Linked DNA regions of Mus musculus: region 1 is linked to region 2. A link is a contact called in ENCODE Hi-C or POLR2A ChIA-PET data. All regions are on one chromosome and are shown on one strand. Each heading gives the region's core, a stretch centred on a gene start or an enhancer-like site at or near the end of the contact. The rest is flanking DNA. Distances are from core to core; before and after follow the strand shown.

What was found. Hi-C counts contacts between places; a loop is a spot of excess contacts on that map. ChIA-PET counts read pairs that join two places held with the same protein, here RNA polymerase II (POLR2A).
Region 1: a map of T-helper 17 cell shows a loop between it and region 2 (3-fold over the local background). The contact joins the promoter of Nadk2 here to the enhancer-like site in region 2. A Hi-C loop is called at or near these places in 3 of 37 maps with a recorded cell type or tissue (T-helper 1 cell, T-helper 17 cell and T-helper 2 cell). POLR2A ChIA-PET finds 5 or more read pairs at or near these places in 1 of 5 experiments (Patski).

Annotation. Positions count from the first base shown.
Region 1 is chr15:9,066,450-9,073,023 of GRCm38, forward strand. Nadk2 (NAD kinase 2, mitochondrial) reads left to right here and starts at 4,811. Exons shown (of 13, transcript NM_001040395.4): 1 at 4,811-5,316. The coding sequence starts at 5,053. Ranbp3l (RAN binding protein 3-like) reads left to right here. Exons shown (of 14, transcript NM_198024.2): 14 at 1-886.
Region 2 is chr15:8,625,554-8,631,514 of GRCm38, forward strand. No RefSeq gene overlaps it. Among named protein-coding and RNA genes, the nearest start is that of Gm46508, 46 kb to the left of the region's middle. Within about 2 kb of position 3,803, at least 2 of the 3 ENCODE cell types and tissues checked have a DNase peak (open chromatin) inside an H3K27ac peak, as active enhancers do.

The DNA.
Region 1 (6,574 bases), core at 3,561-6,060, 440 kb after region 2:
AAGTGAAGCAGAGAACAGAGGTCTTCTCTATCCCTTGGCATGTTTCTTCTTGGTCCCATACTGGAAATGAAATGAAGTAAAAAAAAAAAAATTGTGTGTTCCAAATACTTTAATAGAAGTTGAGTCGACTGATTTTCTTTGGTCTTCTGTACAGATGGCAAATGAGAAAGAGACTTACTTGTAACCCATACAGAAATGCCAGGAGGTGCCCAAGTAGGTTAGAATGTCAGCATGGCAGAGAGACAGTGTCAACCTCAGGGTCATGAAACGGTGACAAGGAGCAGAGACATGACATACATTGCAAGAGTCCTCCATCTTTTTTTTTTTTGTTGTTGTTGTTTGTTTGTTTGTTTTGTTTTTTTTTTCGAGACAGGGTTTCTCTGTGTAGCCTTGGCTGTCCTGGAACTCACTTTGTAGACCAGGCTGGCCTCAAACTCAGAAATCTGCCTGCCTCTGCCTCTGCCTCCCGAGTGCTGGGATTAAAGGTGTGTGCCACCACGCCCGGCTGAGTCCTCCATCTTGATTAGGAGAAACATTTCCTAGATTTTCTTTATCTTGTATTTTCATCTAGCCTCCTCCTGCCCCCACTTTTTGGGTCTTCTACACTCTTTGTCTCCTTTCAATGTGAAGCAATCAACTATACAATAATATTCATTTTCATAAGTTATTCAGACAGGTGAGTGCAAATCTTACATTCTGGATTTCCATATAAGCTATTTTTTATTAAAATCTGATAAACTGATTTCCAAATTTATTACATATGTATCTAAATTTATATTGAATTATATATCTTATATAAAGATAATCTAAATATTGTCTTTCAATAGTATTTACTCTAATTGTTTAGCATAATTGATGAATCATTAAAACATTTCCTGCTACAAAATATTATCTTACATCCTTTGTGTTGCTGTGATACAGAATCAGAATCAAGGGTACTTACAGAAGGAAGAGTGATTTGGGTTTACAGTTACAGAGAAAGAACACACAACGATGGGGAAGCCTTGCAGGCAGGCAGGCAGCGCAGGAAGCTAGGAGTTCACATCTCCAGCCACACATGGAAAACAGCGAACCAGAAGTAAGATCAGGCTATAAACCTTCAAAGCCAGTGACACACTTCCTAAAGGTTCTATCCCAGTGTCACCAACCAGAGACTAAGTGTTCACACACCTGAACCTACGGGGACATTTATCAAACCACCACACACATTGATTATTATCAAAGATGCCCTTCAACCACAGGGAAAAATAGCTCTTCAAGTCCTAGACTGTATGAATATTATGAAGAGGGGAATGCATCTTTCACAGAGTGACATGTGCATGAGTGTTGTCGAGTCTGGGAAGAGTACATTTAAGACCTTTGGAAATCTCCAAGCTGCAGATATCAGTGATAGACAGTGTTTTCATAAAATGTTAGGAAGAGTAGTATTAGCTTTTAGGGTGCAAGTATCATGTAGTTGCATGGATCATTCATTAGAAAGCCATATTGGCTTTGCCATATTATCCCAGTGGTATTAGAGTTTAAAATTTGCTATCTTTAAAATTTCACTTTTGTGTGAGAGTGTAACTGATACCCAGTCCAGTGAGTTCCAGGAGTTTTGTGTTTTTGCATTAGTTAGATCATACCTCCAGTGTATACTCTACTATACTGATTACTTTTTTTTATATCAGACTTCTTCTAGTTATCAAACTGGAATATGAGAATACAATAGGGTGTCTAAGAGAGTATTTGTAAACCTTAGTAATGGTGGAATTATTTAGACGATTGAGGAATGGTCTCGCCTAGTAAGGTCCTGATGATTTGATAGGATTCTCACTAGAATATTACTAGGATTTTAAAATTTCTACCATCTATTGGATAAAAGCTATTTCACGATGATCTTAGTTTGTATCTTTCTGATTTTTAATATGACTGAACATTTCTTCAGGGGTTTATTTATTGCATGTCTTTTAAGAAATCTTTTAATGACTTTGCAAAGCTAATTATGCCATCTTTGCTGCTTTCTAGTATATATCGCATAAAAGCCAAGCTCCTTGGTGTGGTCATAACACTTGGCATTAGCTTTCCCCATCGCCTCCCAGTGTTGTCTACTGCTCACAGTTCACAAGGAATTCTAAGTTGCTTCGCCACTGGGTCTCGACACATTTGTTTATGTTACTTCTTCTGCAGAAACCCTTTCTCATTCTTGATGGCTCTACTATTTTACTGTTACTTTAGGGCATTCTTCTAAATGTGCTCCTCTTAATTCTTATAAAGCACTCTAAAATTCTACTATTGTTTGACCTCTTATCATTCAATTTCTAGCACCTGATAGGATGTTCTACTCAAATAGAATTTTGTGTCCACTGACAACATGTACATTTGAACTGAAGTGACATCATCCTATATAGTAAGCTATAAATAAAGATTTGAAGTTCAGAAGAACGGTATGAGCTAAAGATGTTGGTAATAGCTGAAGTCATTTAAGGCAAAGGGAGCTAATAAGTCTCGGGTCTAATTTACAGTGGACACAGGGTTAGGTATTTATCCATTTCCGTACAACTTTACAAGGTAGCTACTGTTGATAAATAAGACAATCGGCTCAGAAAGGTTAGGCAACCAGTTCAAGGTTCACAAAGTAAATACACAGCAAAGTTGCGATTTGATACAGTCCTTCAAAGCCCAAACTCTTCATTACACAACAGAGAGTGGAGTAGGGGTGGAAAATGACCAGGGAGAAGGCTAGAGGAGACAAGGGCAGGAGCTACATCCAAGAGAAGGGTCTAGAAAGAGGGGGACTGAAAGGAAGAAGGAATGCCATTAGGGACTGCTGGCATGCAGCAACAGAAAGAATGGAGGCACTTCTGCGCTTCACAAACCCCAGTGGTTTAAGAGTTAAATGGGCTCTTCTGAACAGCCACCTGCTCATTTGGTAACTTTGCAAATAGTGGCTAAGTAAGCACAGGAAGGAGATGAAACCCTTGGCAGTTCCCTCAACTGACCGCCCCCAGCCTGCCCTGTTTCCCACCCCCAAAAAAGGTTGGCTGCAAGAATGAACCGATTATTCTGTCCTGAACCTGTATCAGTGGTTCTCCACCTTCTTAACGCTGCAACCCTTTAATACAGTTCCTCATGTTGTGGTGACCCCCAACCATAGTTACTTGGCCATCATTAGGAAGAGAGCACCCTCGGTCTAGCAAACTTTATATGCCCCAGTACAGGGGAAAGCCAGCGCCAAGAAGTGGGAATGGGTGGGTAGGGGATCAGGGCAGGGGGAGGGAGGAGGGTATAGGGGGACTTTTGGGATAGCATTTGAAATGTAAATGAAGAAAATAGCCAATAAAAAATAAAAACAAAACAACAAAAAAAACTTACTCCTAAGTTAAAAAAAAAAGAATAGTGAGAAATTGGTTATGATACCAAAAAAAAAAAAAAAAAAAAGAATTGTAAGTTTGCTACTGTGATGAAACATAATGAACATATCGGATATACATACATCGGATATATGACCCAGAGGTTGAGAACCGCTGAATATATCAGTAAGTGGGAGTTAGGGAACAGGTAAACAACTGGGGTGTAGAAGGCTCTTTCAATCTTTAAAGTTTTAAATGTCCTAGACATGGGAATCTTAAGGACTGAAGTGGAAAACCCAGCAGGGGTTTTCCTGAGAGAATTCAAGACACATCCGAGAGGATGGTGTAATGAAGCAATGTTTTGGAAGAGGCAGAAGAAAGGATCCAAAATAAGATTTGACTAGGATATCCCATTGAGATGTTTCCAGCTAGAAGTGGGAGTCAAAAGTGTAGTTTTCTGTGACGTGAAAGAGAAAACAGGTTCGATATCACAGAGGCATCTGAGTGTCACAAACATGAAATAGCATGCCCGGAATCCAGAGGCCACTTACTGGGAGTGCCAGGATCGCAAAGGAAAGGACGCCACAGCAAGGACCTCAGGGCAGTGGCCACCTACCCTGTCTTATGACTTTCCCTTCATTGTAGCTTTCCCTTTTATTCTTAATCAGCCTACATCTCTATGGTTGTGTAACTGTTCCCACAGACTCAGTAACTTCCCTTGCTCTAGCTTCAAGGACTACCTACCCAACATTCCAAAGTCAGATCAATAATCATCAAACACTGCTCTGAGCTTGCCTACAGGATAAAGTGCAAAACATTTTTAACCCTTCAGTCTGGTCCTACACAGCTTTCCAACCTTATCTCGCGGTCTAGACAGACACACAGGACTAGACAAGACTCCTTCCCTCATTATCCTCCTCCTTTCTCCCTGACAGCACTGCCTCTCTAGGCTGGTGGTCTTTTGGTGGTCACCGGAGCTCGGGCTAATGCTCTGTGATCCTTCTCGGTTAGCTCTAATTCCTCTCTAATAAAGGGCTCGGCATCTTTATTTGCCATCAGGCCCTGCAAAACGAAGCCGTTTGGAGCGAGGTCACCGCCCCCAGCTCTTACTCCAGCGACGGCCACATCAGCCATCCAGCAGACACTGGTTAAAATTTACCCTAGACGAGCATGACCAACTACCCAGAAAGCAAGCAAAAATGAAAGCAACTAGAGGAAGATGCGCAAGAAACTTGCTTTCCCGCCAGGCGCTCAAAACTCCGCCTGCACCCCCAACGCCGCCCAGACCAGTTCCAACTGGATTTCTTCGGGCAGCTCGAAAGCCAAATAGAATTTCGTCCCTTTCCCAGCCCCAGCCAATCCCCGCAGCCCCTCGGGCTCCCAAACCTTCCCGACCTCTGATTAGCTGACAGATCTGGCCCGGGGGCGGGCTTAGAGCGGCCTCCCTGAAAGGGTGAAGAGGGAGGTGGGGCCGGGCCGAGAGGCCACTGCGCAGGCGCCCAAGAAAACGGATAAACAAACAAATAAAACCCACTGCCCGGGGGCCAGCCCGGATCCCCGCCTCCCGGGGCCTCCCGGGGCCTCTCCGCCCTCGCGTGCGTCTGGGCACGTCCCCCCCCCCCCCGGCGCGTTCCACGCACGTCCCCGCACTTAACCTGTGCGCGGCCGGCGCGGTGCTGGCGGCAGGGAGCGCGAGCCTGCACCCGCGGCCCCGCGGATCATGACTTGCTACCGGGGCTTCCTGCTGGGCAGCTGCCGGCGCGTGGCGGGTGGCCGCGCGGCTCTGCGGGGTTCGGGCTCGGGCGCGGACGGCCGGCGGCACTTGGGGCACGGGCAGCCGCGCGAGCTGGCGGGCGGTGGTAGCCCCGCCGACGGCGGCTTCCGCCCCTCGCGGGTGGTGGTGGTGGCGAAAACCACCCGCTACGAGTTCGAGCAGCAGCGGTACCGCTACGCGGAGCTCTCGGAGGAGGACCTGAAGCAGCTGGTGGGTCCTGGCGGGGGACGGCCGGTACTCGGGGTGGGGGTGGGGGGCGACGGGCCACAGGACACCCCCAAAGCCCGACAACCTTCCTCCGATTGCCTGTGGGGCCCCTCGGGCATGGGACTGGGGCGCCCTGAGCCTGCCTTAGAGGGGGCTCCTGGGACCGGGACTTGGGAAGCCACGTGTGTCCTCGCCCCCGCCTCGGTAGCACGGACTCCCATCGCTGAGAAGATGAGGGTTGTTCGCCCTGTTTGTCCTGGGGACCTCTCCCCAGACCACCGGGAGAAAGGAAATTCTCCAGCACAGCCACTGGTGGCGGAGAGAGGGCCGAAGTGCCGCGGTCACACCCCCTTCTCGCCTGGGGACAGAGGCCTGGCCAGGGAAAGCCCTGCTGGATTGTGGTCGCCTGTCCCTTCAGGGTCTCTTACTGCTTGAAAAGCAAGCACCTGGGACAGCGAGGCAGGAAAGCTGACCCGAGATGGGTTTTTGTGTTGGAAGGTCAGAAAAGGAACAAGTATGCCGGCTAATGGGGAGAAGGCATGAACCCTGAAGTAACAGGGCCTCCGCCATACACCGTGTTTGGTGTATTTACTAATAGCGTTGCCAGGTATGCCATGCGTGTGTGTGTGTGGGAAGGATTAAACCCAGAGTTCGAGCTTCCCCATTTTTGAAAAAAAAAATTGATTTTGTGCTACCCAGTAACTTTTGGGAAATGGGCTGTTAGCAATTTATTTAGGAACCCCCCCCCCCACAGTTATGCCTGTAATTGTTGACTCCAGACACCCGAAGGCTTTAGACTGAATTGTATATAAGCATTACTAAGTTATGTACAAGAATAAGTAGGCTGGCTGTTCTAAAATGATGCCCTTACCTTCACATTTTTATTTTAGACACAGGGGAAACAAATTGTAAATCCTTGCCTAGCTGCTGCATCTTGTCAGTATTGTTTGGCAAGTTGACAAGGTAGAAATCAGTGCAAATTTTTCTCTTTCCCCCAAGTGTTTGAAAGTATTTCTAGAAAACATTTGCAGTCTTTAGTAGAGTATCAGCCGTTTGGCTGGCGTAGTTTGTGTAGTTGAGTGAAATGAATGCAATGAAGTGGGGGGGATTGTGGGCTAGATGAGAGTACTTTGTTTCTATTTTGGAAAAAGAGGCGTGTCCTTTTGGTTACATGCCCGACTCTGCAAGGTTCACCTTTTAGAAATTGTGAAATATCATGTATGCTTAGTCTCACACAATTTTATCTGAGCGTCTCTGGATT
Region 2 (5,961 bases), core at 2,553-5,052:
GACACAGCCATGGGTGACGAAACTCAGGAGGGCAACACTTTAGCGTGGACACGTGTGCTAACTGTGGGAAACGTCTGTTGGGCTCCTGAGCTTTCGGAAGTGGTGTAACCACACAGAGTCCTGCGCCCAGACTGGTGTATGGTATTCGGCTTAATCTCAGCCCTAATAAAGTTCTAATTTTTTTCAGCACTGTAGGTGCTGGGCATGAACCAAAAGTGTGTTGATTAAGGTTCTGTAAACTTCTTTGATTCTAATTCCCCAGAGGAGGAGGCAATGCTGGGTACAGAGATGTGAGGCCACACGTGCAGGTAATACAGTGTGTAGAGAGAGGAGACTAGGGCTGGAGAGATGGCTTGGTGGGTAAAAACATTTGCTGTCAAGCTGGATGACTTGAGTTGAGTACCTGGAACCTGGATAGTGGGAGGAGAGATCTGACTCTCATAGCTGTCCTCTGACCTCCACACATATCTTTTCCAATGGATAGATGATAGATAGGTAGATAGATAGATAGATAGATAGATAGATAGATAGATAGATAGATAGATGGATGGATAGATGGATGGACAGATAAAATTTCAAAAGAAAAAAAAGCTCTGGAGCTTCAGGCTACACAGTCCGAGCACAGATGTAACTACCAGGAGTGACTCCTTGCCTCGGGAGCTCACAGCGAGCACTGGGTGGGAGCAGAATGTGAGCAGAAGCTGATGGGTAAGGGAGTTTTTCATTCTCCAAAGATGGACCCTTGATGTTCCTCTGCACAGTGGGATTCGGGTTGGAGATGCCGTCTCTGCCTTCCCATCAGGACAGGAAGCCAATGGTTACTGGCTTTCTTCCCAACTCTATCAAAGTTTTCCTTGATCTTGGAGAAGACGCCTGCTAACTTTATGTGGGGCCACCTCTCTCCTCACTTAGGTTTTCATGAGGAAAGAACCAGACAGGATGCAGGCGTGGCGTGAGCCAGAGCTAGAAGTTGGGGCCAAGCCCCTTCAGCATCTGACTTCTAGGGTGGCCCATCTCTCTCTCCAGTGAGGGCTTTTACCCTTTTATCTTATGGGGCCTCTGAAGGGCAGGAAGTCCTGGGTGACCTGCTGGCACAGGCTGCAATTTCAAGGGGGGAAATCTATGTGGAATAAATTATAGAGGCAAAACTCAGCCAGACATAAAAGGCTCGAATGGTTTGAGTTTCATAGATGAATAAATCTCCAAGGGAGAAATAGGAAGCAGGGGATGAGCTTTTGAAAAACTTGTATGAAAAAAGAACCCCAGAGAAGAATTCTCTACTGCCAGGCCTTGATTTTTTTTTTCTATAACACTGACATAATATTTGAAGGCGAGCTGATGTAATTTTCCCTTTTACTTGTCAGAATACTCTCAGCCAAGCCAGCCAAGGCTACTTATTTGCCTGAAAAAATTGGAATAATTACAGTAGAGAGAAATTGACAGTACTCAGGTTTTTGGTTCTCACAATAGGATCTCGTCTCAAGGCAAGAGGCTTGAGAGCATATATTACAAAGGAATCCCATTTGCTAAATTCCCTCATTTCCCTTCTTTCTTATCATAAGCCAGACCGCAGGGTTCTTATGCAAAAGGAGAAGTGGGCAATGCCAAACCCAGTCTTGCCAGCTGTGGGCACGGCTGGAGAAAGAAAGGCTGACATAAGGGGAGTCGCTGAAGATACGGTCTACCCCGACCTCATTTCCTGATTGCCTTTTGCGCCCTGACCAGCAGAGGGCATAACTGGCACATCTGAACTTTTCTTATTCCTGTGAAATGCGAAGGACAGGTTGAGAAACTGGAAGTCTCATGGGGCCCTGTGTCGATAGGTCAGCGGGAGCAGATTGAAGAATGTAGAGGGGAGAAGAGGGGGCGGGGACACCAAGAGACACAGGGTGCCAACCATCTTAATAGGAAGCGGCTGCGTTACCCGGGAGGGATTGCACACCGGAGGATAAGCAGATGAGTTACATATCGTCTTAGTCCCACTACAATCACATGCCCTGCACTGGGGCATAAGGCGCAAGAATTTACTTTCCCACAATGCTACTGGCTAGAGAAATGAAGATAAAGGTTCTGTGGTTAGGTGAGGAATTCGTTTTCTGGATCGGGAGAACGCTGTCCTCACATGGTGGAAGGCTGGAGTATTGGGAACAGAAGGCTGCACGGAGCCGCCTTTTTTTTTTTTTTCCAGCCACTGTCCATGAAGAAGTCCCATCTTCACATCTTAAAGGCCCACTGCTCACTATCACTGTGATGCCAATGTGTAAACTTTGACAGGAACACATTCGAATCTAAAGGAAAGATCTCTTAACCCTTACATTGCTGGAGGCAACCCGGCACGCCGAGACTAAAGCCCTCTTCTCCTATGTGATTTGTAAGACCCTCTCAAGTGGACCCTTGGTCCTTGTCTGGCTCCATCCCCCATTCTGCCACACTGCCTCCTTGTGGTACTTTGCCTCCCCCGGGGAAGCCCACCAATGCCCACCTGAGGTGTTTTACCACCAGCCTTTTCTTTCCTATGAATCCAAGGCTGGTGCCTTACTTCCTTAAGATCTTTTACAGGAGACTTGCCCGGGTAGCCTCCCTGACTACCCCGTCCTTAAAGTTCTCTAGTTCCTCTCCGAACGTCACCCTGCACTGGTGTGCTTCCCATCATTGACTATACCTGTCCTACATCTTAATCTGCTTGGGCTGCCTTAACACAACAGCACGGACTGGGCAGCTTAAAGGACACACAGTTATTGGTCACAGTCTGGGGGCCGAAAGCCCTTGGCGCACCCGCATGTTTGACCTCTGAGCTGGTCTTTTCTGGCTTTCAGACACGTGGCCTTTGCTCTGAGCTTGCTCTCTCTCCAAATACATGTTCACTGGGGTTGAGTTCCAATATACAAACATTGGAGGTGACATAGTTTAGTCTTCGAAAATCTATTTTACACCTGAATAAAATAGAGCTCTGGAGTGGGGGTGGTGGTGGAGGGAGGGGTAGGTTTATCTACAGTGCACATTAATGTGCCTGAGATAAGGTTGACACTCCATAAATACCTGGCAAATAAATGAAGGATCTGAGTTTTCTCGATGGGTTGAGTGGTACGACAAAAAATTTTATTACCTCAAATAATAAATTTATTTTATTATTATTATTTTTATTTTTTATTTTTTCGAGACAGGGTTTTTCTGTATAGCCCTGGCTGTCTTGGAATTCACTTTGTAGACCAGGCTAGCCTTGAACTCAGAAATCTGACTGCCTCTGCCTCCCAAATGCTGGGATTAAAGGCATGTGCCACCACTGCCCAGCAATAAATTTATTTTTAAATTAAATTTAAAAAATTAAATTTTAATTAAAGCATCAGTAAGTCTTTGAACCAGTAAGCATGTATGCACATCGGTGACTTTTCCTTTGTTTTGTATCTATTCTGCCACAATCCTAGGAAATTAAAATGCACGAAGAGAGACATGGGGAGGTTTAGGGCCAGAGAAGAAGAGATAAGGACGCTGGTGGTTAGCTTCGTGGTCCTTGCCTTTTCAGACTCTGGATCAGACGTTCTAAAACCTTGGCGCGCAACAGTCTTGTTAAAGCACACTGCTGGGTTCTACCTTCCAGAGCCCTGGATGGGGCCTGGGGAACTAGCCTTTCCTGTAAGTTCCCAGTTACTATCCATCCCGTCCTACACACTGGGAATCACACCGCAGACACGGACTTACTCAAGTTCACTTTTCATTCGGGCTTCTGAGCTGTTTCTCGTTCCACAGCCCTCCTGGAGCCCATCATTGAGGAGTTTCTAGAGAATGTTGGGTGGTTTATACGGTGTGGGCCGCTCTGGGTCGGGAGGTCCTTGCCACAGGGTGGCAGCAGTATCCCAGGCTTAGAGTGGCCTCCTCTCTGGGCTGCTTTAGTAGCAAATCTCCTGGTTCCCACCAGGGAAGGTTTGACTGGCTTTTCCATTTCCCCTTGGCTGGGAGGTGGGGGTGGGGGACAGCAGTGGGAAGGGGGCCGGCAGAGGGGGAGGTCACTGGCACACAGAGGGACAGTTTTGTTCCCTGGGAGACTCTGGGAGAGGAAGCTGGGTGGTCTCCCCGGAGTGTCGAATTATGCGCTTCACAAAACCACCATGCAGCGCAGGGCTGCTGAGAGAGAGCCAGCACTGACAAAAGCATCGCAGACACTGGCAGGGGAATCTGCTCTGCCCCGGTGCAGCGCCCGGAGCCCCTCCAGAAGAGCTCTGTCAGATTTCGGAGAGTCTGGTTTCCAGCCTCCCTCCCAGAAGACAGCAGTTCTTGCAGCTTCTCGCGGGCTTGCTTCCATCCATCCATCACATCTGCGGACCGCGAAGCCTCTCTGTCTTCACTGGCCCGTTTCGTTATAAACATTTCAAGAGCCGTCCAGAGTGCCAAGAACTGAGCTGAGAATTTGATGAACACACATGTATATAAATGATGTATATGTGTCCCGTTTATTCATTTACCACTTCTGCAAAGTGAATAATTACATACATCCGAGATAAAGAAGTTGAACTTCTTTATGTGCCATTTAACTAGCGCTCACTTCATGAGCATTCCTTTTAACATGGTAACTCAATGAGAAAGCTGGTTTGGGGATGGCGACTTTATCTGACCTCCACAGGTACAGAAGGGATCACCGAGGTCCAGCGACTTTTGCAAGCCGATTGAGAAGTCAGGTATATTATGACATAGATTAACCAATTGGGTCCAGATTTGGGATTAAACAACATCTGAAGGTCTTTAAGTTTCAGGAAACATTTCTCTCTCTCTCTTTTTTCTCCCCACCCCTTTCTCTCTCTCAGGTTGAGACATGATCTCATTAGGTAGTCCTAACTGGTTTCAATCTTGTGGTACTTTGGCCTCAACCTGCTGAAGTATAAGGACAGGCATAAGTTTACTATGCCTGGCGTGACATTTTCCTTAGGACAGCTGTGCTTTCTGTTTGTTTGGCATAGTTCTCCTAGGTTTAAAAGCAAGCCGGCTTTGGGATCCTGTTGTTTGAATGCAGTGGCTCTGGGTGGTAGTCTTCAGATAGGTGTTCCTGGCCGAGACCGTTTTGATCAGCTCAGTGCTCCCAGCTGAGCTGATTCTAAATGGTTTTTATTTTCTCTTGCAATGGCTATGTCTCCAAGCTCCTGTCTGGGCATTTTCAGGACTCAATAAATTTCCCCAAACTTACACAGTTAGAGAAAGCGCTCCTAAGTTGCCACCTGATGCCATTTCCCATTAGATTGATGGCGGTCTTGAAATCGGCTATGGACCCACCATCTCCTAGGTGGGAGACAGTGTCTCTACTTGTTCCTTCTGCTGTCCCAGTTGGACCCTGCTTCCCACGCCATCATACCTGGCTTAATGTAGGGGCTTTTGTGGAATGACTGCCATTTGGAATCTGGAAAAGATTTTGAAAAAAAAAAATTCCCCATTTCCCTCTTTACAGCTCCTGGAAAATTGGTCACGTTTGAACAGGACAATAGGGCAGACACATAGGTACTTTTCTAAAAGACACCCTCAAGTAAAGGGGAAAATGTGCTATCTCTTAAAAGCAATGCCAGAGACATGTCTGTATTTTAATGGGTTACAGAGAATGTTCTATGTGGAGTAGGGATGGAGAGGGGATGGGGGAAGAGAAGAGGAGAGTGAGAGAGAGAAGCAGATGCCAGCTTTAAAGTACTTCAAGTACAGATAAGCTAAACACCATTTAATTTATTTAAGACAGTTGCGTGGAGCCTCAAAAGTGATTCATCAGGCTTTTAAATGGTGGCCACAAGATTTACAAGGACATAATCAGTGATAATATTACCAGGACAAAGAAACTGTAGGAAATTCTAGATGTGGGAGTTTTAAAGAATGTTTTTGCTTTCACTTAGCAATTAAAAATTGAAGTGGTTATAACAAAAACTCCCCTCCCCCAACACATATTTTTCCCATATTATGTCCACTGTACTAAGGCAAATAGGAATTATT